2 separate regions of the Mus musculus genome follow, and region 1 is linked to region 2. The links are chromatin loops, found by intact Hi-C in ENCODE. Cell type or tissue: left cerebral cortex. All regions are shown on one strand. Each heading gives the region's core, and the rest is flanking DNA. Links, peaks and the distances in the headings are about the cores only. Region 1 overlaps Gucy2c (guanylate cyclase 2c). Region 2 overlaps Plbd1 (phospholipase B domain containing 1).

Region 1 (12,543 bases), core at 3,082-11,081, 100 kb after region 2:
CTAGATCTTAAAAATATTAAGAACTTTCTAATGTTAAGAATTACCCATCTGGGCCCAGAGACATGGCTCAGTGGTTAAGAACACTGACTGCTCTTCCAGAGGACCTGGGTTTGATTTTCCAGCTCCCTTGTGGCAGCTCACAACTGTCTGTAACTTCAACCCCAGGGTCTGATGCCTTTTTTGGCCTCTGTGAGCACTGCATGCACAAGGCACACAGACATACATGCAAGAACCCCCCTATATGTGTGTGTATATATATATATATATATATATATATATATATATATATATATATATATATATATATATATATATATATATACATATATTACCCAGGAGCATTATAGAATCCCAGGACCCAGGTTAGACTTCCAGAAGGGTCTGGAAGTCTGGAAATTATGCATTTAATTAAAATATGTTTCATACATGTTTTCTTCTCTGTTAATTCTTCCCAAATCCTCCCTACCTCCTCATGCACCCCAACTTTAAGGTTCTCTTAGAAACTATGTCTTTTTCAGACTTATTAGCTTAAGTGTGTGTACTGGAGGAACACTGCTCCTGGATGCAGCTGCCCAGGAAGCCAGAAGCATCCTATCTCTTGGAGCTGGAGTCACAGGCAGTTGTGAGTCTCCTGATGTGGGCTATAGGAACCAAACTTGGTTCCTCTGCAAGAACAGTGCGTGTCTTAACTGATGAACCATCTTTCTTGCCTCTGGAAACTATTTTTAATGATAAAAAGTATGATATATTATGATGTATTTTGTCCCTGAGTGTTTAACTTTATGAGAGCATGTCCCTGAGAAGTGGTCTTTTTTACTTCTGAATCATTTGCATTTTATGTGACAGGTGTTGGTTATAGCCTGAGAATTTTATTGGCACAAACATTTTCATTCCGTGGTAGCACTAAATGTCAACTATCCAATCACCATTAAAGAATTCAAAATTGGGCTGGGCGTGGTGGCACACGCCTTTAATCCCAGCACTCGGGAGGCAGAGGCAGGCGGATTTCTGAGTTCGAGGCCAGCCTGGTCTACAAAGTGAGTTCCAGGACAGCCAGGGCTATACAGAGAAACCCTGTCTCGAAAAACCAAAAAAAAAAAAAAAAAAAAAAATCAAAATTGGGAGGGAAAGTAAAAATGTTAGCAATACCCAAATATCTTGGCCAGTGTGCTCTCGATTTTCTTGAAATCTGGCCTCTTTTCTGGATCCTCCTCCCAACAGCTTTTGACAAGTAGATAGACCTGCGAAAACAAAGTGGGCGGGGCTTATTAGATAGACGGGGCGAAGATGAAGTGGGCGGGGCTTAGCTCGGGGGTGGAGGTGGGCTGTGTGTGCTACACTCCAGGATTGAGCCTCATTTTGTCCTCCGTGATGGGTATGAACAAGGTGGGGGATATTTCGCAAGGATCTGCCACAGTGACTATGAGAACCAGTCTCCAGCTCACTTCCTTTCATGTTGTAGACTCCGCTGCTGACATTACCACACCCAGTCAGTCTTTGGAATGCACTTCCTTAAAAAGTGGTAACAATTTGAATGAGGCTGGTGTTTATGGAAGACATTAAAGGCTCTACAAGAACATGTGGTGTTTATGTGTCAGGGAGGGTAAAAAATAATGAGGTTTAGGCTGGCGAGATGCCTTAGCAGGTTAATACACACACACATACACACACACACACACACACACACACACGCACGCACGCACGCACGCACGCACGCACGCACGCACACGCACACGCACACACACTGTAACAAACAAAAACTAATGTGCCTCAGTGGAAACAAAGCAAATGGGTGTACATAAGAACAAACCTTGATGGTTTGCTAATCTCAGCTGCAGCTGGGAGTCACTCCCTCGAGGACCACAAAGGAAACTTCTTGTGTTCAGGCCCCACCCCAAGGCATTAAGTGATTTGTGAACACATATGTGTGTTCTGAATTTTACATGGGCAAAAGGCAATTGTACTTATGTTTTAAGTTTCCCACCTGACAGGGGTGCACAGCTATAATGGAGAAGTGGCTCAGAGGAATGGGAGGGGAGAGGAAGAGGAGGTAGAAGGACCTGTCATCTTACCTGCCACCATATTTGTGACTTGACCCAAAAGGGAAGTTGCTGCCATTTATTTAAATAAAGTTTGCTCTTCACTGTGGTTGGAACCAAGGTGATAAATGATTCGGTACAGGATTGCTCTCCTTGGATTCTATTTGAATGGTTCCTGGGAGGGAGCTAAGGCCACAGCTGCCTCTCTTGGTTTATTTAGCTTCTGGGTGATGCCCCTGCCTCAGCAGGCACCACACCTCTGAGGATCAAAGGGACACTGTTGAGAGACTGGTTTTAGGCTTGTTTTCTACTGGGACCAGTTATAGGGGCATGAAATCTTTGCCTAGCTTCCAGTTGCAGAATCAGTCAGCAACAGCGATGAATTGTGGGTATTGCTTTGGTGAAAAGGCTCTAATCACCTGTGTAAACCATCAGCCTTGGCTGTTCTTCCACGGTGTAGATCCCATTAACTACAGGTTGGGAAGGTTCAGGGGAAAACTAAGTCTGTACCGAACACACACATTATACAACATGACAATAAATCTTCATAGGATTAATGTTTAAATCCGTAAGTAACGCACAGGTGATTTTAGGCATCCCGGAGGTTGTAGGTAGGTTATATACAAATGCCACACCATCTGATTGTAAGGGGATCCGGCAAGTAAGGATTGGGGAGGTTGGAGGATCCTGGAATCTTTCTCTTCTTACTGGGGATGACTGAACCGATCTGATGAGGCGGGGGAGGAGTCCAGAAGAACAGGAGAAAGGGAAGTAATGAGAAACAGCGGCGGGGGTGGGGGTGGGGGGTGGGGGGGGAGGGGTGGGGATGGGAACCTCAGCAGCTGGGTCCTTATCATGTCCCCTCCCGCCCTGTCTCCTGCGCCACCCCCCCCCAATCCATCCCTTCCTTTCATCCTTTTCTCTCTCCTCCACTTTCTTTAATTTAAATGGGGGCTCACTATGTAACCCAAGCTGTCTTCAAACTCAAAGTCCTTCTGCCCCAGCCTCCTCAGAGCTGGGATTATAGGTATGAGTCACCATGCCTGACTTCTAAAGGTCTTATTGAAGGACTGTTTAAACGTTTCTTCTAAGTTTCTAAAATGAAGCATACTGGTTTTCCTCTTTCTTTCTCTTTCTTCCTCTCTCTCTCCCTCTCTCTTTTCTCTTTCTCTTTCTTTCTCTCTTTTTTCTCTCTCCCTTTCTTTCTTTCTTTCTTTCTTTCTTTCTTTCTTTCTTTCTTTCTTCCTTCCTTTCTTCTTTCTTTTCTTTCTTTCTTCCTTCCTTCCTTCCTCCCTTCCTTCCTTTCTCTCTCTTTCTTTCTTTCTTTCTTTCTTTCTTTCTTTCTTTCTTTCTTTCTTTCTTTCTTTCTTTCTTTCTTTCTTTCTTTCTTTCTGAGACAAGGTATCATGTAGCCCAGGTTGGCCTCTAACTGTAGCCAAGGATGACTTTGCACTCCTGTCTTGTCTCTACCCGTCAGGTGCAGGTTTTACAGGCATGTGCCACCACACCTAGCTTAGTCAACTTTGAAGTAGAACTTTAAAACAAAACACACTTTTAGTCTTAGCTATTAAATCAGTTGTATGGGAATATTACCTTCATCTCCTTATCTGTGCAGGTGAGGGTTTGCTGTTTTGGTAAATGAAACTAAGTCTCATGTACCAGAAGCTGGGCCCTGATACCTGATAATCCTCCCTCTGCCTCCCAAATGCTGGGACTGAAGATGTATATACCTATAGCTGGATCATATTTCTTTTTAAATCAATAGAAGTATTTGTAAGCCTGACACATACATCGCATATGTATGTGTCAGGCTTACAAAAATGTAGGCTCTCAAAAATGTAGGCTGTGATGTGTGCTTCCACCAGCAGCTCTGTCCTGAGCTGGGGGAGGGGTAGAGCTTGGGGGAGGGGTGAGAAGAACTGGTCACAGATCCCTGCATCCTCAGCCCTGTGTCCTATGTCACCAAAGAGCAGTCCCTCCTTGCCTGGGAGAGACCATTTCAAGGCTTCCAGCAGAGAACTTCTGGAGAGTACAGAGCCCAGCACATACTTATGGTCAGATGGAGTTTGTAAGTTATAATAATAACCAGTGGTAAAGCAAAACAGCCATAGTAATACACTAAACTTCCCCATCACTGTACATGCACGTGAGAGCCGTTATTAAGTCACAGGTCTACGTGAGTTCATCACTCAGCTGTAAGTCTCTGAGCCTAGATGCCTACCCAGAGACTAATGGAAGGGGAGAACAGAACAGAGAAAAGTGGCACAAAGCTTTATCAGACTGAACAACTTGAAATTTATAAATTGTTTATTCTGGAGTTTTCCATTGAGTAATTTTAGACTCCAGTGGTTTCTAGTAACTGAACACACACATACACACACACACACACACACACACACACACACACACACACACCTATCAAACAAAGAGGGTGATGGTATTTGGCCTTTTCAGAAGTGATCAACTGAAAACTCTTGGGAGAGGGCAGTTGTACGGGGTTACCTGGGTGGGTCCACACGGAGTCACTCATGGTCTAATCAGAAGAGATAGGGACAAGTGAGACAGAGAGGCAAGAGGACGTGGTGCAAGGCAAGGCAGTACTCAGAATGGGTGGCTACAAACCAAGAAAAGCCACCGGAAGCTCTCGAAGGACAAAGGGGCTAGGTCCAAAGAACCTGGAGGCCCTGTGGAGCTAGCTTCCAGAACTCTCTGCGACTTCACTTTTGCGTTCCACCACTGAGCGTGTGGTAAGCTTTACAGCAGACAGACAGATCGCCGAAGACTGGGAGGACACACTCACCTCCAGCTCCTTCTCATCTGCAGTCTCCAGGAAGAGGTCTGGGCGGAAAGGTTTCCCGTATGAATTTTCCACTCTGAAAATCTTCTCTGATTGGATGAGAATAATTACATTATGAGAAGACCCCCCCCAGTGAGGACTGTTTGCCACAGTCTGAGTTGGTTCACCCCTTGATGGCCCTTCAGTCCAGCAGGAGTGGGAGAGCCTGTCTACAGACCTGAATGAAGTGGGAGGAGTCTTCCCCCACTTACAACCAGGAGCAGCCTCCCTGGTAGACAGCTAACAAAGGAGCATCCCAGATTCCGCCACTGCCTTCTCAGGCTTCTCGGGTCCCCTCTTCATACCCCGACTGACCCCCCAGATCCCCCAAGCTGACCTCCAGACAGTCATGAGTTAAGGCATAGTAAACGCTCAGAAAGTGAAGACCAGATGAATGGAACAAAGTGTTTTCCTTCAATGAGAAGCAACAAAAAACTAAGCACTGCTTTAAATACGAATGAAGTGCACTGCTGCTTTGCTAGCCTGTGCTAATCCCAATAGCAAGCAAGCAAGCAAGCAAGCAAGCAAGCAAGCAAGCAAGCAAGCAAGCAAGCAAGCAAGCAAGCAAGCAAGCAGGCAAGCACCTTGCCTTCTGTGGTCGAGCGGAGAACTGGAGTGCAGGGATGATGCCTACTATGCTTGCCGCATGAGCCAGTGTCTCACCCAGGCTGGCTTTAAAGTGGTTAGGAAGCCGAGGATGGCCTTGCACTCCTAATCTCCCTGCATCCACCGTCCAATGTTAGGATCACAGGCCTGGACCACCAGAGCCAGCAAGTGAAGGAAGACCCTTTAACACTGAGATGGATAATGATGGCACCTGCCTGGGCTCTCTCACACCAAGCCTTTGCAGTCCTCCTAGAGTGCACAACTCAGAAGAGGCCTGATGAGATGTGGGGCCGGAGATTCGGGATCAGCGAGTCCCGAACGAATGCAGATTGAGTCAGCCAGTCAGCAGATTGGCTGGCTCTGTACCAGGCTGGGGGAGGTCCGACTCACCATTGTGATCCCGACAGCTCAGCGTGTAAAAAGTCTCCTTACGGAGGATGATCTCCTGGGCAATGATGGCGAAGCTGTACACGTCTCCTTTCTGAGAGATGGTGGCCTGGCGCAGGTGCTCCGGGGCCGTCCACAGGTCTGTGCGTGAGATAGCAACAGGGCAAAGTTGGAGGAGGCAGTTCTACTTATGCTGAAAGTTCAGGTAACAGACATGTGGGATCAGCAGATCCTGCTGAACAGGGTTAAGGAGGATGGGATGGACGTCATCTGATCAAAAAGCTTTGTTCCTTTGCTTTAGGGACAAAGGTTGGCTCCTAGCAGGTCTTCTGTAAGAACTCACGGAGGATTGAGAGGACGGCTCGGTGAGGAGAGCCCTTGTGCAAACGTGAGGACCTGAGGCTGGATTCCCCGGAACCTATCTGAACACTGGGTAGTTATGGTGCCTGTCTGCCATTCCGCTGCTTCGAAGGTGGACTCAGAGGAAGCTGGCTAGTCAGGATGGCCTCATCGACAAGCTCAGGACTTAGTCCTGAGACTCCCTCAATGAATAAAGGGAAGTGTGTCTGAGAAAGGCTCCTGACGTAGCCTCAGGCTTCTGCACCAATGAGCACACACATGCACGTGTGCATACACACACACACATGTAAATACTCCCCCCATGCACACATGCAAGCACACCGCACACACATATACATGCTGAAAAGAATATAAAAGAACTTTCCGTGTTTAGTCTAATGGCATGTTAAACTACACAGGGCTGGGGAAATAGAGGGAGGAAATAGAGGGTGTGCATATGTATATATAATAAAACTCAAAGAATTGTTAAACAGAACTGGAAATAAGAGCTTCATTTTGAGCGAGGTTGTGTGTTGAGACGTGAGTTCTAGATTTCTGAGGTGGCTTAGCTGTAACTTACAATGAAGACTGAAGGGGAAAGGCTGGCATGCCTGCCCTCCACACACCTGTGTGGCTTCACGTTCCTTTTCTGGACCCTTCCCACAATCCTGAAGAACGATGAGGCTCTTTTCACAGCCTGTATGTGCACCTACATGTGTGTCTATGTATCTTGTCACCACAGATAAGTGAATGGTAATGTCCATACGGGAACAGGCTCTCCTGCTCTGTAGTCCATCTTCTTGTGCAAAACTCCAGCCTGGGATCTCACGCCCATCTCCTACAAAGTTCAACTAGATGGTTCTATGGGCTCTTCCTAGCCTAGCTTCTACAAGTCTGCAAGTTCCTTCTGCCTTTTCCTTTAGCTCAAGAATCAGAGCCGAATACCGAAAACAGTGTCCATGGAAGACACCTGTTTAGCCCAGAAAGCATTCATTGAGGGGCTACAGAGGTGGCTCAGAGTTTAAGAGCATTTTCTGTTCTTACAAAGCACTTGACTTTAGTTCTGTGTCTACCTGGCAGCTCACAGTCATCTGTAATCCAAGGTCCAGGGGGCCTGATGCCCTCTTCTGGCCACTGTGGACACTGCGTGCGCATGGTACACAGATAAGCAAAAACGTCCATACCCATAACATAAAATAAATACATTTACTAAAACAAAGAAACATTCGTTGGCTGACAGACAGGGTGTGCTGGAGAAAGAGTTAAAGTGTTGCCTGTCTCCTCCTCATTTCCTGAACTTTCCATATGAGATAGAAAACAAACAAACAAACAAAAACCAACCAAACAACAACAACAACAAAGCAAAAAAAGAAAGAAATTCAAGAAAAAGAGGCACAGACCTTTTTTTGGAGGCAGGATGGAATTGCACCCAAAGTCGGTGATCTTCACCACCATGCGGCTGTCCACCACGCAGTTGGTGGATTTGAGACGCCCGTGGACTTCAATCTTACTGGAGTGCAGGTAGGACATCCCCTGTAATTGTTTTCAGATGGTGGGAAAACAGAGACATCACAAACTTTGGCTGAGTGACCACTTGAAAGAAATGAGTGACATTTTGAATCAATTTCTCTGTACGTGTGGCCGTACTGTCCAATTTTAAATTCAGTGCTGTGAACCTCGCTTTAAAGGTGCCGTGAGTGCCTGTGAGGCATAGCTCTACCACAAGAAGAAAAAGGAAGTTGAGTGAAAAGTGTGGCTGAGTAGCCGTGTACCATACAAGACAGGACTTTGTGATTATGTGGCTGGGTGTGTGGGAAGGTCAGAGATCAGCCTCTGGCTGTGTTGTTACTTGGGTTTCATCAGTTACATTTGTGTTTATTGTTCTTGTGTGTTTGATGTGTGTGTGTGTGTGTGTGTGTGTGTGTGTGTGTATGTGTGTGTGTGTGTGCGCGCGTGCGCGGGTGTGCGTACGTGCATGCTATAGCACACATGAGGTCAGAGGACGACGTTCAGGAGCCAGTCCCTCCCTCTCCACTGTGGCTTCTGGGGATTAACTCGCTCTGTCATCCTTGTATGATTTCACTCAGGAAGCCATCTGGAAAGCCCCCACCTTGGGTTTTGAAACAGAGCCTTTCACTGGAAACAGAGCTTGCCAGTTAGGCCCGGCTGACTGGTCAGTGAACCTGGAGAATCTGTTTCTTCTGCCCCAGCTCTGGAATTATATGTGCCACCTGACCTGATACTTTTTTTTTTTTTTTTAAATTTTAACATGGGTTTTGGGATTTGAACTAAGTTCTTCATGTTGGACCAGCAAGCACCTTACCCACTGAGCCATCCTAGTCAGCCCTGCTTATAGTGTTTACATAGTTTCACTTCCTGCTTATTTGGACCGTGAACACATACACATCTCTAGCTCTCTGCTGCCTCCATCTAAAAACACAGGTGAGACGACCTTAAGTTTGTGAAGGAAATGACTGGACCAAATCACTCCCTAAAATCTAGCAGATTTGGAAGTTATTTCATATGGTATTTTATTTGTAAAATAATCTATGGTGATGCGTGAGCACACACATTATGTCATCAAGTCCTGCCCACGACACATCCACCACGGCTGCCGTCGTACCGAGGACACCACCGTGGACTGTGTCCAGGAGCTCGGTACGCTATTTCATTTCATGAATGTTCCTGTGCCCATGTGGCTCTTACCTTAGCGATGTCATTTAAGACAGAGATCTTAAACTCCCAATCCATGAACGTGCCGTCAGGGTAGGAAATTGTGTCGTTTAACACTTCCTGAACAGGGGAGAGAAACACACGTAAGGCGAAGCATGACAGGCGTGGAGAGAGTGTGAGCTGGGTTATCCAATCAGGAGGCTGCCGAGTCAGGAACAGACTGGGATGTTGCCGCCCTCCTTTAAGATCGCCTACTTTCATGGGTTGTGTGACAGCTACCATCTGAGCAGTGTGGTAGGTGATTTTACTGTGTGACTGTATTATGATGTCCTCACAGAAACCTAGAGCCAGGGACTTTCAAAGTCCAGGCCACAGGGCACAGAGCACAGCACCTGTGACCTACAGATGTGCTTAGTGCAGAATGGTATTCTCCATGTTCTCTGCTACAGATACCCACAGACACACAGACACACAGACACACAGACACACAGAGGCGCTCTCTCTCTCTCTCTCTCTCTCTCTCTCTCTCTCTCTCTCTCTCTCATCCCAGGCTCACAAAGTAGACAAATCAAGTATAATCAAAATAACTCGGGAGTGGGAGTCTTAAACAAGAAAATTTCTACCAGTTTGAGGTCACCCTGGGCTATGTAGTGAGACCCTGTCTGAAGAAAGAAAAAAGGAAAAGAAAGGAAGGAAATGAGGGAGGAGTTGTATCATGTTGCTGGCTACAGTATACTAACCTGAAATAATGATAAAGTAAACCATACAATAAACACATAAACAAGAAACATGACCATTATCAAATATGTACTGTACATAGGAGGTGGAGGAGGACCAGAACTTCAAGGGCAGCCTGGGCTACATAGTCAGTTTGAGGTCAGCCTGGGCTACTATGTGAGACCCTGTCTCAAAACCTCCAAACGAACAAGACAGGTATGGGGTGGATGTCACCATCAGGTAAGAGAGAAAGACATCGACTGCCTGGAGACTGGCCGTGGGGAGCCTGATTGAGAATATCTGTCCTGTCAAATTCATCTACAAAGACTGGATTTGTTTGTTGTATTTGTTTTTATATGTTTTAAGACATCTTGTTCGGAGGCAGGCTCTCCCTTGGTAGTCCACAAAACCTGAAGGTCCCTATGTAGCTGGCACACAGCACACAGACAGAACTCCCTGTGAGGCCTTGAAGTTGTGGTTCTCCTTCGTCTGCCTCCTGAGAGCTGGGATTACTGGTGTGTGCCGCTATGGCGGCTGGACCAGTGTTTTTAAGCAGGGAGTTGCTCCTGGGAATTCCAACATTAGGCTCATGTCTCCACCTGTGTTAATTACTTCAATTGGCGTAATTGCTCTGGGTTTTCTTAAGTCTGCTAAGATCTCTGCCCTTAAGAGAGCTCCTGGCTTTCCTAGGAACTGGAGAAGCTAGGCCTTAAACTAATCTACGATTTGGGTGGTTCTTAAAGAGATACAGGAGATACAGGGTTTCCTTATACCAGTAAGCGACTATTTTCAGTATAACCCAGAGCGGAGGATTAACTGCTAACAATTGTTCTTATTCTAGAGGGAAACAACTGACCCAAGTCTGGTTTTAATTTGGGTATGATCCCAATAATTCCTCAAGAGGTTCTAGAGTTATAGTCATTTTAGACGAGGCTGGAGGGCCTATGAGGTAAAGAGAGATTTGTGGGCAGCCGGACTCCACAGTAACGCCTTTCTTTCTTCCCTTGGCCCGCTGCATGCCCACCCTAACCTATTCTCACCTACCAGCACAATTCTGCTTTGAGTACAAAAAGTATACACATATCTTTTATAAAATGGGAACAAAACTTGCAAAATATCAAAAAGTAGAAAAGAAAGCCACCGCTGGCTGATCCAGTCTCTCATTTTGGTATTTGCTTTTTTTATTCTTTAACGTATACTCGTAGAAAGCACACAGTCTTGTTCTATAAAGCCATATTTTTAGGCTTATGTGCTGCTTCCTGGAATGTTTTAGTATTTCTCTTCTTTAAAGGCTGGGGAGACTCCGCGAATGCGACGGCAGCGCTCAGCCCCTGACCTCAAAGAGAGTGGGGCAGCTGTGTGAGTCCCACATGATGGGCAGACAGGGCCTAGTGGGGCCCTTGTTAGATGGAAGGTGCCCACTGCTTCCCCAAGAAGCCCTGGGGCAGGGAGGCCAGAAAGCAGAGAGCAAGAGAGAGGGAAGGTCCGAGTAGGTGGTAGAAGATGCCAGAGAGTGTGCTGGAGGCTGAGGGAAGGAAGAGGGCGCGGAGTTGCCAGGAGCAAACCAAAGTCAAAGAGGGTCCGTAGGAAGTTGTCTTGGGGCTACCCATTGCAGGGGGGAATCCCACAAACGCTGCCATGGGTGGGTAGGTGGGCTGGGGTCTGCATAGCCAGTGTTTGACTTTCTTTTTGAGTGGGTGCAACGGGGAGAGAACCGAGAGTGAGGTGGGTTCTCCTCCCCAGCTCTTGTCTGTCCGTCTATCCGTCTGTCTGTGGTGGATTTCTGTTTCCAGGGAGGTGTGGTGGGATCCTAAGTCATTCCCTTCCCCTTCCAGGCCTCCTGCTATATTTAGGGGACCTGTCTGGTTTGGCTGGGGTCCCACAAAAATGTGGGGCCTCTTAATAAAGGATAGCAAACAAACAAACAAAAAGGCTGGGGAGAGTTATCATTAGGGACGTTTGTTCATGTTCTCAGTATTAATTAAAGTAATCACTTTCAGGCCCATTAACATGATCATCTGGGGATGAGGAGATGGTATTGTGAGTAAACCTTTTCCCTGCAAGTGTTAGGATGGGAGCTCAGATTCCTAACACCAACACAAATGTCAGGCAGCCACAGTGTAGCCTGCTGTAATCCCAGCATGGGGAGGCAGAGATAGCCTGGAGTAGGTGGCCAGCTGGCCTATTGAGATCTACAGACTCTGGTACAGATTCTGGTCTCTGGTGAGAGACCCTCCCTCCATATAATAGGTAGGAAAGTCAAGGAAGATACCTGCCACCATGCTTTGACCTCCACGCTTGTGTGTGTGTGTGTTTGTACACACATGCACACACACACACACTCATACACACACTCACACACACACTCACCCTCACTCACATTCACATACACACACTCACACACAATCACATCACATTGTTCTAGGATCTTTGCCATAACACATTGTCATATGTTTGCTACACAGAACTAACCACATTCTATTGTCTGCGTCTTATTCCGGTGTACAGCAAGTTTAAGATTGTGGCATTTTGTCGGTATTTCTCCATAACCATAGGCTGCAGTCAGTTGTACGGTCAGTCTTAAAGCTAGCCTCGTGAAGTGGTCAGTGAGTCTGTTCTTTGTGTACCTGTGTGTGCCCGGTCAGTCTTAAAGCTAGCCTCGTGAAGTGGTCAGTGAGTCTGTTCTTTGTGTACCTGTGTGTGCCCTTCAGAGCGTTCGCTCCACAGCTCCAGGGGCCAGGCTTGATGGTCAGCTCCCCTGTGAACATGACTCAGCCCCCTCTTACTTCCCGTGACGCGCAGGAGCTGCTTATCCAGAATACCTGAGCCCACCTGGCACCCGCTGAGTCACTGTTCTGGTGGTGGGGTGGATGGGGGAGGCGAATGGAGCAGGGCAGGTCATCTGATGCTGACCGGGGCAGGGCAGGCCATCTGATGCTGTTTGAG
Region 2 (12,543 bases), core at 2,320-10,319:
TTTGAAAATTACCACATGTGTAATTACTTAGGAAATGAACCTGCAGGTCACAGTGGTCCTTCTAAAGCCTTTGGTTTTCACTGCAACTTGTTAGTATAATCTTAAAACCCAGAGAGTGGCTTTGCTCTCTAGGGACCAAAAAAAAAAAGCAAAGGATGATACAGTGTTCTGGGAGCTGCCTGAGGTCCATCATCTGCTGAGTAGGATGCCCCGCAGAGGACCACAGATGCTCATCACACTGGGAGCCGCCTGAGGTCCATCTGCTGAGTAGCATGTCCTGCAGAGGACCACAGATGCTCATCACACTGATGGAAGACACCGCACTGGCATCAGGAAACCCAAGCTCTAGCTGGGTTTATGGATGAATAATTAGGTCCTAGGCACTTAGCCCCATTTCATGTGTACAAGGGAAGGGGTGACCATAATGAGTGGGCATGGGGTGCAGGTGGTATCTTGTGTACTGAACACATTTCCCAGGACCCATGATCATCCAAAACTGTACCTCAAGCCACTAAGCACCGGACATGTAAAACAATTCTAGGAACATCTTGGATTACACCAGACTATTGCCTATAGAACCCTCAGTTAAAATAAGGGAGACTCTAGCTACTATGGGAATCAATATGGAGGTTTCTCAACAAACTGCAGGGATGTGCGCGAGCTATACAGCGCCTGGGAATTCACATCTTAAATCAACATACCACACTGACCCCTGGGCATCTGTGTTTACTGTAGTACTGTTTATAGTAGCTAACCAATAGAACTAGTCCACTGTTCAACAACAAACAAGAAAATGTGACATTTATACTCGGTAGACTTTATTCGGTCACAAAAACATTTCATCTGCAGGGAAGGGTGCATCTGAAGATGATCACGTGAAGGGAAATGAGCCACTCAGAAAGACTGCGTTCCTGTCTGTGTGCTTTCTATACAAGATGCAAAAGTAGAATTGAGGGAGGGGCTAGCAGGAAGAGGGTGGACGGATGGAACCAGGGAGGAGTATGGCAGATGGATGAGGTCAAAGGGCCTGAGGGACTTGAATGAGAACGTCTTGATGAAGCCTGTCACTTTTAGTGAATTGATTCCAATGCGAAAAATTAGGAGTTGCTCCACTTACTTGCATTTTCACCAAGGCTTAGTGGCCAAGTAAGCAAGTTTCTGCACTTTGTAGCTGTTGGTATAGCAATGAAGTGTGCATATGGTATGTTAATACGTCCTCATGGGGAACCCCTCATATGTGTATAAGATATTGATGCTATCGTGTGTGTGTGTGTGTGTGTGTGTGATCTAGTTGTGAAGTTCCCTCGTGTGTGTGTGTTTGTGTGTGTGTGTGTGTGTGATCTAGTTGTGAAGTTCCCTCTCCCCACATTCTCAAGCCTTGCTCGCTGACTGGTGATGCCACCAAGAGGTCATGCGTCATGAGTCCCAGCTATACTGATTAAGTGGGTTATCAGGAGAATGGGCCTAGATGGAGGATGTACTCCACCTTCGAAGGTCGTACCCTGACCTGGGTTATCCCTGTGCCTCTTCTTCCTCACCACTGTGATGAGGATGGTTTTCCTCTACCATATGTGTCGGACAGGATGCTCCTGACCAGAAAACACAGGCTGAGAAAGTGACTCTCAGTAAATTCTACCTCTTTTAAGTCATCATCACGAGATTTGTCATTGGGGGGTGGGGGGGGGGTGAATAGCATGTAAGTAATGTCTTTAGGAGGGGACACAGGCTGTAAGAATATAGTTCAAGCCCATTTTGTCAGATTTGGGGGCAGCTCTTTTTCCTACCAAATTAGTTCAGTTCGAATCATATTTTTCTACCAAATAACTTAGTACCAAAACAATAACTTCTGGCATTAGAGTTCTAGGATTTTAATAGTAAATAGGTGATTGGTGGGTTTGCATCTGGATTGCATTTGAAGAGAGTAAGGTTTTGAGAGTTTGAGTCATTTACCTGAGACTATGAGAAGCCAAGATTCTATCCCCGAGCTTCACCTGCCTGGGATATACCCTTGGTGGCCACAGCCAGCATCTCTGATCCCTCCCACTAATGGAATCCTCTTTAGGTTCTACCAGGCCTGGTACCTCAGACTTTATTCCAGCTCTTCCCATTCTGGGCTATATGATGCTCCAGTTTCTAGAGAGAAGCAATTTGGCATCTTTGCTTTCCCAGCCTGAGTCAGAGTAACACCCCACAGATGTGCTCAGTGGAACTTACAATTTAGCCCCCAGAATTCCAGAAAAAAGGCGACTTTAGAGCTGTTAGAGGTCAGAGGTCACAAGGCTTGACGACATCCCAACCTCCCATGAGAGAATGAAGTGCCCACTCACTTCATTGCATGATGACTCTTTACCAGGATGCCCGTCACTGCCAGCCCTGCCAGCCACTCGCACACAGCACATCCTGCATCAGACGCACTGGTCTTAACTTTCAACCTGATAGGACCTAGGATCACCTGGCAGAGAATCTCCAGGAGGGATTGTTTAGATCAAGTTGGCCTGCGTGTGTGTGCATGTCTGGAGGACAATTGTCTTAGCTGATCTGGGAGGACACCTGGAAGTGGTGTCATAGTAGCTCACCCTGGATCTGGGCCCTGGACTACAAGAAGAGCCAAGAAAGCTGGCTGAGTGGTAAACGTGTGTGCATGCCCTTTCTCTCCGCTCTAGATTTCAGACGTGGTATGGTTAGCTGCTTCAGCTTCCTGCCTCGACCCGACCACCGTGGTGAGCTGTAGCATGGCATTGTGAGTTTTCCATCAATACTTTACTTTTTCCCCTACCACAGGGTATCACAACAGCATAGATGAAAGCAGCACACATGTATTGGTACACAGTCCTGACAGAGTAGGAAGAGAAGGTACCTTTTCTTAGGACATTGGTTTGATCGGAGTATTCTACATATGTAGGGATTTGCTCCACAATATAGAGAGTGCCTTTGTCCAGGCTCCTATTGATGGTCACCTTCTTCAGGTCCAGGACCATGTACTGGTTGTTGTAGGTACCTGAAATGTTGGAAGACACAAGGCGACAGGGATATGCCTCAACTGGTTAAGTGATTAATAACGTCAACTGATTAACAACTGTAAGGCTAGACATAGGCACATAGGCCTTAGGACTGCTGTACAGAACCACTTACCAGAGTTGTGCTTTGAAAATATCTGTGCCCACTCCTTACCACCCTCGGCCATCATGTTGGCCACACGGACTCTTTGCCAGGCCAGGAGAGTCTTGGGCACCACCTGCTTCAGCAGGGTTTTATTGTACACACTGTTTGTGGTCTGCAGCAATATCAGGCCACTGCTGAGAATATAAAAGTCATCCAGAGACTCCAAGAACCCTAGAAGAAGACAAACGCACAGGTCATCGCATGCCCACACGGTCCGCACAGCCACCATCATCACAGGTCATTGCATGTCTACATGGCCCACACAACCACCGTCATCACAGGGCTTCGCATACACAGTAGGTCTGGCAATGTAGAAGCTATGGCTTGCTTTGCTCTGTAGCAGGCACTCCCAGCATTGGCCCAGCTACTTGGTAGTTACTAAGCTGCAGTGTGCACAGGTGCCAGTAGAGCCCATAACCTTCTAGATTGTCTAAAAAGCCTGAATATCTGAGGGTGTGTGTATGTGTATGTGTGCCTTTGCTAGGCAGTTAAGAATTTAGATGTCGGGGCTGGAGAGATGGCTCAGCGGTTAAGAGCACTGACTGCTCTTCCGAAGGTCCTGAGTTCAAATCCCAGCAACCACATGGTGGCTTACAACCATCCATAATGAGATCTGACGCCCTCTTCTGGTGTGTCTGAAGACAGCTACAGTGTACTTACATATAATAATAAATAAATCTTTAAAAAAAAAGAATTTAGATGTCAGGCTGGAGAGATGGCTCAGTGGTTAAGAGTGCTGACTGCTCTTCTGAAGGTCCTGAGTTCAATTCCCAGCGACCACATGGTGGCCCACAACCATCCGAAATGAGATCTGATGCCCTCTTCATTGCCCTCACCTTGAACTTCCCAGTGTCTAGACCTGCAGGCAACAGACAGCTACAGTGTACTTAGATATAATAATAAATCTTTGGGCCGGAGGGAGCCACCTCCATTCCCAGCAACCACATGAAGGCTCACAGTACAGTGTACCCATATTTCTTCCTCTTTCTTCCTCTTCTTCTTTCTTCCTCTTCTTCTTCTTCCTCTTCTTCTTCCTCTTCTTCCTCCTCTTCTTCTTCTTCCTCTTCTTCTTCTTCTTCTTCTTCTTCTTCTTCTTCTTCTTCTTCTCCTTCTCCTTCTCCTCCTCCTCCTCCTCCTCCTCCTCTTCTTCTTCTTCTTCTTTCTTCTTCTTCTTCTTCTTTTCTTCTTCTTCTTCTTCTTCTTCTTCTTCTTCTTCTTCTTCTTCTTCTTCTCCTTCTCCTTCTCCTCCTATTCCTCCTCCTCTTCCTCCTCCTCCTTCTTTTCTCTCTGTTCTTTATGAATTTTATTGGAATCTTTATGACTTTTAAACATGGATGAATCTACATGTGTAAATCTGAACCTGGCTTTGAAAGTAGGCTTTGACACCCTGGTTCACAGAGTCTTCTAAATGTTGGAGACAGTGTAGGCTTATGTTGAAGTCTGGGCTGGGTGAGAGTGGACAGGTAGACCAGACACAACTGGACCATTGTCAGCAACTGATAGATGTCTACAACTGAGAGTGTTAAAGAAATGTCTGAGAACTCAGGGGTAGGCTAGGCACTGGAAAGAGGCCAGAGAGAGTGCGCTTGCTCTGTCCACCGTGTGCACACATAGCGAGGCACCACCTGTAAGAAAGAGCTTTCACAGCCTGCCATTGCCCTCACCTTGAACTTCCCAGTGTCTAGACCTGCAGGCAACAGACTTGTGTTTGGAGGTTACCCGGTCTAAACTCCTCCGTTAGGACAGAATCGACCAACATAGGCTCAGATGTCTACCTTTTTATAACAACCCCGTTCTTTTTGGCATAGCTAAGCATTACTATCCACATGCTATTATCACTTAACATTTTGTCTATGTTATTTATTTATATTCAGCAGGTCATTGTCGTATGTATATGTGTGCAAATACATGGACTGTGTGCAACACAGCTGGAGGGCGAAGAACAACTTTGTGCAGCTGCTTCTTGTCCTGGTTGTTGTTTGTTTGTTTGTTTCTTTTTGTCAGCGTGCCACGATCTTGAATGTATCTGGGAAGACGGAACCTTAGTTGAGAACATGCCTCTGGCAGACAGCCTGTAGGCAAGCCTGGGGGTTATCATCTTGATTATTGATTGACATGAGAAAGCCCAGAAGCCACGGCTGATGCTATCTCTGGCCTGGTGTCCCCTGTGTGTATAAGACAGCAGGCTGAACAAGCCGGTAAGCTGAACTCCTCTATGGCCTCTGCTTCATTCAGTTCCTCTCTCTACATTCTTGACTCAAGCTCCTGCCCTGACGTCTCAGTGATGGGCTATAGGCTACGCACAGAAAAAGGCCCTGTCTTCTCCAAGGCGCTTTTGGTCCTGGTGTTTATCACAACAGGAGAAACGCTAACAGTTTTTCCTTCCCACCTTTCCATGGACTGACCTTAGACCATTAGGATTTCAAAGCAAGCATTTTCCCCCCCCCAATGAGTGATCTTGTTGGCCCTTAGTATTACAGTTTTGGGGTATTTAAATTTTTAAAAAATTTTATGTGTGTTAATGGTTTGCCTGTATATATGTATGTAACTATAAAACACATATGTGCAGTGCCTGAGGAGGCCAGAAGAGGGCATCAGAACTCCTGGAACTTGGAGTTACAGACAATTGTGAGCTGCCATGTAGGTGCTGGGAACCAAACCCCAGGTTCCCTGCAAGAGCAGCAGGTGCTCTTAACCACTGAGCCGTCTCTGGGGGGCCCTGGTTTTGGTTTCTTAACTAAAAAGTAAAACTGTGTGTATCTATGGAGTACATCTGATATTTAAATAAATATACGTTGTGAATGGCTCTTTTATGTGTGTATATATATATATATATATATATATATATATACATATTTCTTTATACCAACTTCCTTTCACACCTAAAACATTAGCCTTTTCATATACATTAATGACTAAAGCAACAGGAGTTTTATGAATTTTTTTCAGCCCCCTCCCCAGAGAATGAAAACAAATGCCCTTCTGTCTGCGTACAAAGGGCACTCATACAGGAAACAGTTGAACCCCCACCCCCAATGATGTGTATCACTGTGCAGCTTCTAGGAGCCTGGGATGGGCCAGGCAGGGTTGGAGTCCGGTAGAGGGGTGACATAAAGCCGAAGTCTGGCCAGATGTGGAGGTCCTGTTCTGAATCCCAGTGCTGCTGAGGTGAGAGCAGCAGATCTGGTCATGGCCAACTTGGGCCACATGAAACCCTTATCCATCTCAACAAACGAAAGCGAGGAGCAAGAGGACTTGAAAGACGAGAATGCATTTCAGTCACGTGGACAGCTTACACCAAGCCTGGCTATCCGCACTTCACCTCTGACAGCCTGAGGCTGATGACATCATTCGGCTCTCACAACCTGTTTAAGGTCCGGAGTTTCGGAGTAAGAATCTCAAAGGTAAGAGGAGTGTCCGACTGAAGGAGATTCTCCAAGGCTGGGTCAGCTTACACAAGAGGATTACGGAGCAAAAGTGAATTTCCTACTCCAGCATGCAGGCTTGATGGCGCACCCTTGAACGCAATTTTAGTGAGTACCCTTTCTGGGAAGATACAGGCTGGATATGGGATAGAAGTTGGGACAGGTTTCAGGGACAGCTCATTCATTTCTAAGTCCCTTTTGCAGTGCTCAAACAACAAACAGGCATGGCCTCTGTGGGCGAGCCCTGGAGAAGGAGGATCCTAGCCGGTAGAATGCAGGTTTGCTAAGTCCCTCCTTGCTGTAGTACTCTGTCTGGACACAAGAGGGCAGGCGTTCTTTTGTAAATGAGTGACTGAGAACCTCTCATTGCAGAGTAAGGGTCCTTAAGAAGCCAGAGGGTAGTAAAATACAGCCTGCCTAGAGTTCTCGAACAGCAAAAACAAAGTGATGAATTGGGTTGCAAAAGCTACTCGAGGAGGGTGACTCTATATTGTCGAGCTTAAAAACAGCAAGCAAAACATTAAAGGAGGATACCAAGTCCCCATGCTTGGCCATAAAGGGAAACGTCGTTCCTGTCGATCCTAACCTCGCTGCCATCCCAAAGGTAGCTCTGGAAGGCAGATCATTCTCAGTTAAGGGGAAAAGGAGAAATGCCACGTTCTATAACGCCCGCCCTCAGATAGCATCCCATGGTAACTTTGTTGCTGAGATTAAGACGCAGTCTTTTTTCAGTAAACAAAGCCCACCTTGATAAGGGCCAAGTAAGGAAGCAGGGAAAGGCACCGGCCGCCAAGCCTGACAAGCTGAGCTCTGTCCCTGAAACCCACTCCTGACCTCCACATGTGTGTTATGACATGCACATACACATATACTACACACACACACACACACACACTGGATTTCACTAAAACACAAGGAGCCCAAACGTCGAGACTGGAAGCAGTCTGTGATCAACAATGCATTTACCTCAAAGATGCTACACCCTATCACAAGGACAGGTGCTCTACTCTATTCATAGCAGCTTTATTCATAATAGCCAGAATGGAAGAATGAATAAGAAAATGTGGTACATCTACACAATGGAATACTACTCAGCTATTAAAAACAAGGACATCGTGAAATTTGCAGGCAAATGGATGGAAATAGAAAATATCATCCTGAGTGAGGTAACCCAGACCCACAAGGACACGCACGTTATGTACTCTCTGATAAGTGGATATTAGTCATACAATACCCTGGATCTATCCCACAGTCCCAACGAAGCTAAACAAGAAGGAAGGTCCAAGTCAGGATGCTTGGATCTCACTTAGAAGAGGGAATAAAATAATCATGGGAGGCAGAGGTATGGAAGGAACTGAGTGAGAGAAAGATGGGGAGGGGAATGGGGGTGTTCAGGATCAGATGTGGGGAGACAGGAGAGAGTCCCAGGGGGCCAGGAGAGTGAATGTAAATTGGTGGCTGGCAGGGTTGGGGGGCATCTGTAGAATGTGCCAGACACCTGGAATGGGGGAGGCTCCCTGGAGCCTATGGGCAGGGTGACTTTAGTTGAGATTCATGGAACCTTAAGTGGCCACCTCCAGTAGCCAGGTAGAACCCCCAGTGGAGGGATGGGGACCCCAATACACCCACAAAACTTTTTACCCCAAATTTTTCCTGTCAACAAGAAATGCAGGGACAGAAATGGAGCAGAGGCTGAGGGAATGGCCAACCAATGACCGGCCCAACTTGAGACCCATCCCATGGGCAAGCACCAGTCCCTGACACTATTAATTATACTCTGTTGTGCTTGCAGACAGGAGCCTAGCATAACTGTCCTCTGAGAGACTCCACCCAGCAGCTGACTGCAACAGATGCAGAGACCCACAGCCAAACAGTGGACAGAGCTGGGACTCTTATGGAAGTGTGAGAGGGAAAAGATTGAGGGCCCTGAAGGGGACAGGAACTCCACAGGAAGACCACCAGAGTCAACTCCCTTGAACTCTTGGGGCTCTCAGAGACTGAACCACCAACTAAAGTGCATACCTGAGTTGGATTCAGGTCCACACCACACATATGTAGCAGATGTGCAACTTGGTCTTCATGCAGGTCTCCCAATAACTGCAGCGGGGACTGTCCCTAGAACTGTTGTTTATCTGTGGATTCTGTTTCCCTGGCTGGGCTGCCTCAGTGGGAGAGGTTAGCCTAGCCCTACAGAGACTTGATGTGCCAGAGTGGGGGTGGGGTCGGGGGAGCCCCACCCTCTCAGAGGACAGGGAAAGAGGGTATGGGGGAGGGACTGTGTGAGAGAGGAGATGGAGGGGGCAGCAATCAGAATGTAAAGTGAATAATTAATAAATAAGAGTATGTGTCCGAAGCTTCCACATGAGTTTTTTTTTCTTATTTTTTTACTTTTTGTTTTCATGTTTGAGGGGAAGGTGGGTGGGTAAAGGGCGGAAGCGGATGGATGGAGAGATGAGTGGGATTGGAGTGCATAATGTGACACTTCACAAAGAATCAATAAAAAGTTAAAAAAAAAAAAAGTGTGTGCCCAAGCGTGCTGTGGCGTGCGTGTGGGTCAGGGAGGTCGGAGAATAACCAGAGTGAGTCAGTGCTCTCCACACGGGCCCCACGGAGTGAATCTGGGGCATCCAGGCCGGCAGCTTACACCCAGCAGCCCCTGCTCCCAGCTCTGGGATACACCCGCCCACCACCAAGCCCAGCGTTCTTTTTTTTTTTTTTTTTTTTTCCATTTTTTATTAGGTATTTCGCTCATTTACATTTGCAATGCTATACCAAAAGTCCCCCATAGCCACCCACCCCCTCTCCCCTACCCACCCACTCCCCTTTTATGGCCCTGGCGTTCCCCTGTACTGGGGCATATAAAGTTTGCGTGTCCAATGGGCCTCTCTTTCCAGTGATGGCCGACTAGGCCATCTTTTGATGCATATGCAGCTAGAGTCAAGAGCTCCGGGGTACTGGTTAGTTCATAATGTTGTTCCACCTATAGGGTTGCAGATCCCTTTAGCTTCTTTGGTACTTTCTCTAGCTCCTTCATTGGGGGCCATGTGATCCATCCAATAGCCGACTGTGAGCATCCACTTCTATGTTTGCTAGGCCCAGGCATACTCTGACAAGAGACAGCTATATCAGGGTCCTTTCAGCATAATCTTGCTAGTGTATGCAATGGTGTCAGCATTTGGAAGCTGATTATGGGATGGATCCCCGGATATGGTAGTGTCTACATGGTCCATCCTTTTATCTCAACTCCAAACTTTGTCTCTGTAACTCCTTCCAAGGGTGTTTTGCTCCCACTTCTAAGGAGGGGCATAGTGTTCACACTTCAGTCTTCATTTTTCTTGAGTTTCATGTGTTTAGGAAATTGTATCTTATATCTTGGGTATCTTAGGTTTTGGGCTAATATCCACTTATCAGTGAGTACATATTGTGTGAGTTCCTTTGTGAATGTGTTACCTCACTCAGGATGATGCCCTCCAGGTCCATCCATTTGGCCAGGAATTTCATAAATTCATTCTTTTTAATAGCTGAGTAGTACTCCATTGTGTAGATGTACCACATCTTCTGTATCCATTCCTCTGTTGAGGGGCATCTGGGTTCCTTCCAGCTTCTGGCTATTATAAATAAGGCTGCTATGAACATAGTGGAGCATGTGTCCTTCTTACCAGTTGGGGCATCTTCTGGATATATGCCCAGGAGAGGTATTGCTGGATCCTCCGGTAGTACTATATCCAGTTTTCTGAGGAACCGCCAGACTGATCTCCAGAGTGGTTGTACAAGCCTGCAATCCCACCAACAATGGAGGAGTGTTCCTCTTTCTCCACATCCACGCCAGCATCTGCTGTCACCTGAATTTTTGATCTTAGCCATTCTGACTGGTGTGAGGTGGAATCTCAGGGTTGTTTTGATTTGCATTTCCCTGATGATTAAGGATGTTGAGCATTTTTTCAGGTGCTTCTCTGCCATTCGGTATTCCTCAATCTAAGTGGATCAAGGAACTTCACATAAAACCAGAGACACTGAAACTTATAGAGGAGAAAGTGGGGAAAAGCCTTGAAGATATGGGTACAGGGGAAAGATTCCTGAACAGAACAGCAATGGCTTGCTCTGTAAGATCGAGAATTGACAAATGGGACCTAATGAAACTCCAAAGTTTCTGCAAGGCAAAAGACACCGTCAATAGGACAAAAAGACCACCAACAGATTGGGAAAGGATCTTTACCTATCCTAAATCAGATAGGGGACTAATATCCAACATATATAAAGAACTCAAGAAGGTGGACTTCAGAAAATCAAATAACCCCATTAAAAAATGGGGCTCAGAACTGAACAAAGCCCAGCGTTCTTGATGTGAGTTGTGGGACGCACTCTACCCGCTGAGAAATTTCTCCGGGTCTATTATTCATCTGCTTTTTTTTTCTTTTCTTTCTCAGTATATAAACTCTACTAAGGAAGGGAATTTTGTCGTATTGACTCATACCTGTTCATTTCGGCATCAGGAGAAGGTGCCAAAGGTTTAACATACGGAAGTGCTCAATAAATAACTGTTAAATTTATTGAAGAAGAAATGGTGAATAATGTTTATGCATCTATGGCACTTGGGGCTCCTCACTCTGGAAGGATGGAAGCCATTCTTTGACCTACACACACACACACACACACACACACACAGCAAGTCAGGAATCATATCGGGCAGGCTTGGAACACAGTTCTTTTCTGGCCGCACACCCCTGACAAGGGTGATGGGGACAGGTGTACAGTCGTGCAAAAGAAAATGATTCACACGAACCATGAGGAGACTGCAACAGGAACAGCAAAGCGAGTCCTGGGGGCTGCGCTGCGCACGCAGGGAGGAGTCGGGAGGTCACTGGGTGGCCAGTTCAGCCTGAGGAGAATAGCAATATGGGGGTGGGATTGTTGGAGCTGAAAGGGAGGACACTCCCCGAGCCAGGTGGTGGAAGATGACTAAGACAGGTGTGTCCCTCAGAAGACTTCGCATCCTGGGACGGTGCCAAAGGAGATAAAACACACCCAAAAGGGAGTCTAAGAAAACCAGAATCAAGTGCTACAAAATCTGCCTGTAATCCTTTGCAATGCGTGTCCCGCTTCCTTCCATTCTTCCTTCGTCCCTCCCCAGATTCAAGCTGGGAACTTGGCCCTGTGCTCACCTGTGAATCATTTGTATAGATTTTACAAAGTCTCCGAGATCAAAGTGGTAACATGAAATTAGTAACAGTAATTATGGTTCGTTGAAATATTCCCAGCATACATTTATTAAAGGGACAACTTTAAAACCTAGGCGAGTAACCACACTATGGACCCCGGACACTGACTAAATTCTCCTGGGGCTTGGAGCATTGAATTTCGTTTTCACGTGTGTTTTCACGTGTGTTTTCACGTGTGTTTTCACGTGTGTTTTCACGTGTGTTTTCACGTGTGTCTACTGCAAGGCTTGTGCTTTGGGGACCACAGAGGCAGCTGGTGGCTCCAAGGATGGGCTCTGGTCCCCGAATGTGAACATCACCCAGGAGCTAGTAATAAGAAAGAAACCTTTTGTGGCCAGCCAGAAGGCTCAGTGGGTAACGCTGCTTGCTACACAAACTTGCTGGTCCAAGTTTGATCCCTGGAATCCATGAAAAGATGGACAGAGGGAACGGAGCATACCACAGTGTCCTCTGATCTCACACACTAATGGTGGCACTTAAAGAAGAAAGATGTACTCCTAGGGGTAACACTGTATGTGGGCTTCCAGCAAACTCCCCTGGGAAACTTGAAGGGAAATTACATTTCTGTAGTTTGTATTCATGGACCATGAATTCAGCCTGGGGTTGAGAGGAGCTTTTGCTTGCCGGCCAAAGCTGGAATGCATCAAAGTGTCTTTAATTGACCCCAGTAATGATGATCCTGAGGCTCCAGGCTTAATTACCTGTAATGGAGGCTTTCTGCGACAATCTGAGTGTGT

What was found. Peaks named below come from ENCODE experiments on the same cell type or tissue, not always from the same donor. Only the 100,000 strongest peaks of a DNase experiment are listed, where the experiment ranks them.
Region 1: a loop joins it to region 2, with 2.9 times the contacts of the local background. A loop is called at or near these places in 23 of 42 quality-filtered maps.

Annotation. Positions count from the first base shown.
Region 1 is chr6:136,714,805-136,727,347 of GRCm38, forward strand. Gucy2c (guanylate cyclase 2c) reads right to left here. Exons shown (of 27, transcript NM_001127318.1): 16 at 8,914-9,000; 17 at 7,608-7,740; 18 at 5,872-6,009; 19 at 4,840-4,925; 20 at 1,150-1,241. Among named protein-coding and RNA genes, the nearest start is that of Plbd1, 59 kb to the left of the region's middle. In left cerebral cortex, for the core only: a CTCF peak has its summit at 7,340 (motif pointing left); a DNase peak (open chromatin) is centred at 7,330.
Region 2 is chr6:136,614,070-136,626,612 of GRCm38, forward strand. Plbd1 (phospholipase B domain containing 1) reads right to left here. Exons shown (of 11, transcript NM_025806.2): 7 at 3,133-3,333; 8 at 2,858-2,998. Among named protein-coding and RNA genes, the nearest start is that of Gm40409, 9.8 kb to the right of the region's middle. In left cerebral cortex, for the core only: CTCF peaks have their summits at 5,750 (motif pointing right) and 6,896 (motif pointing right); a DNase peak (open chromatin) is centred at 6,892.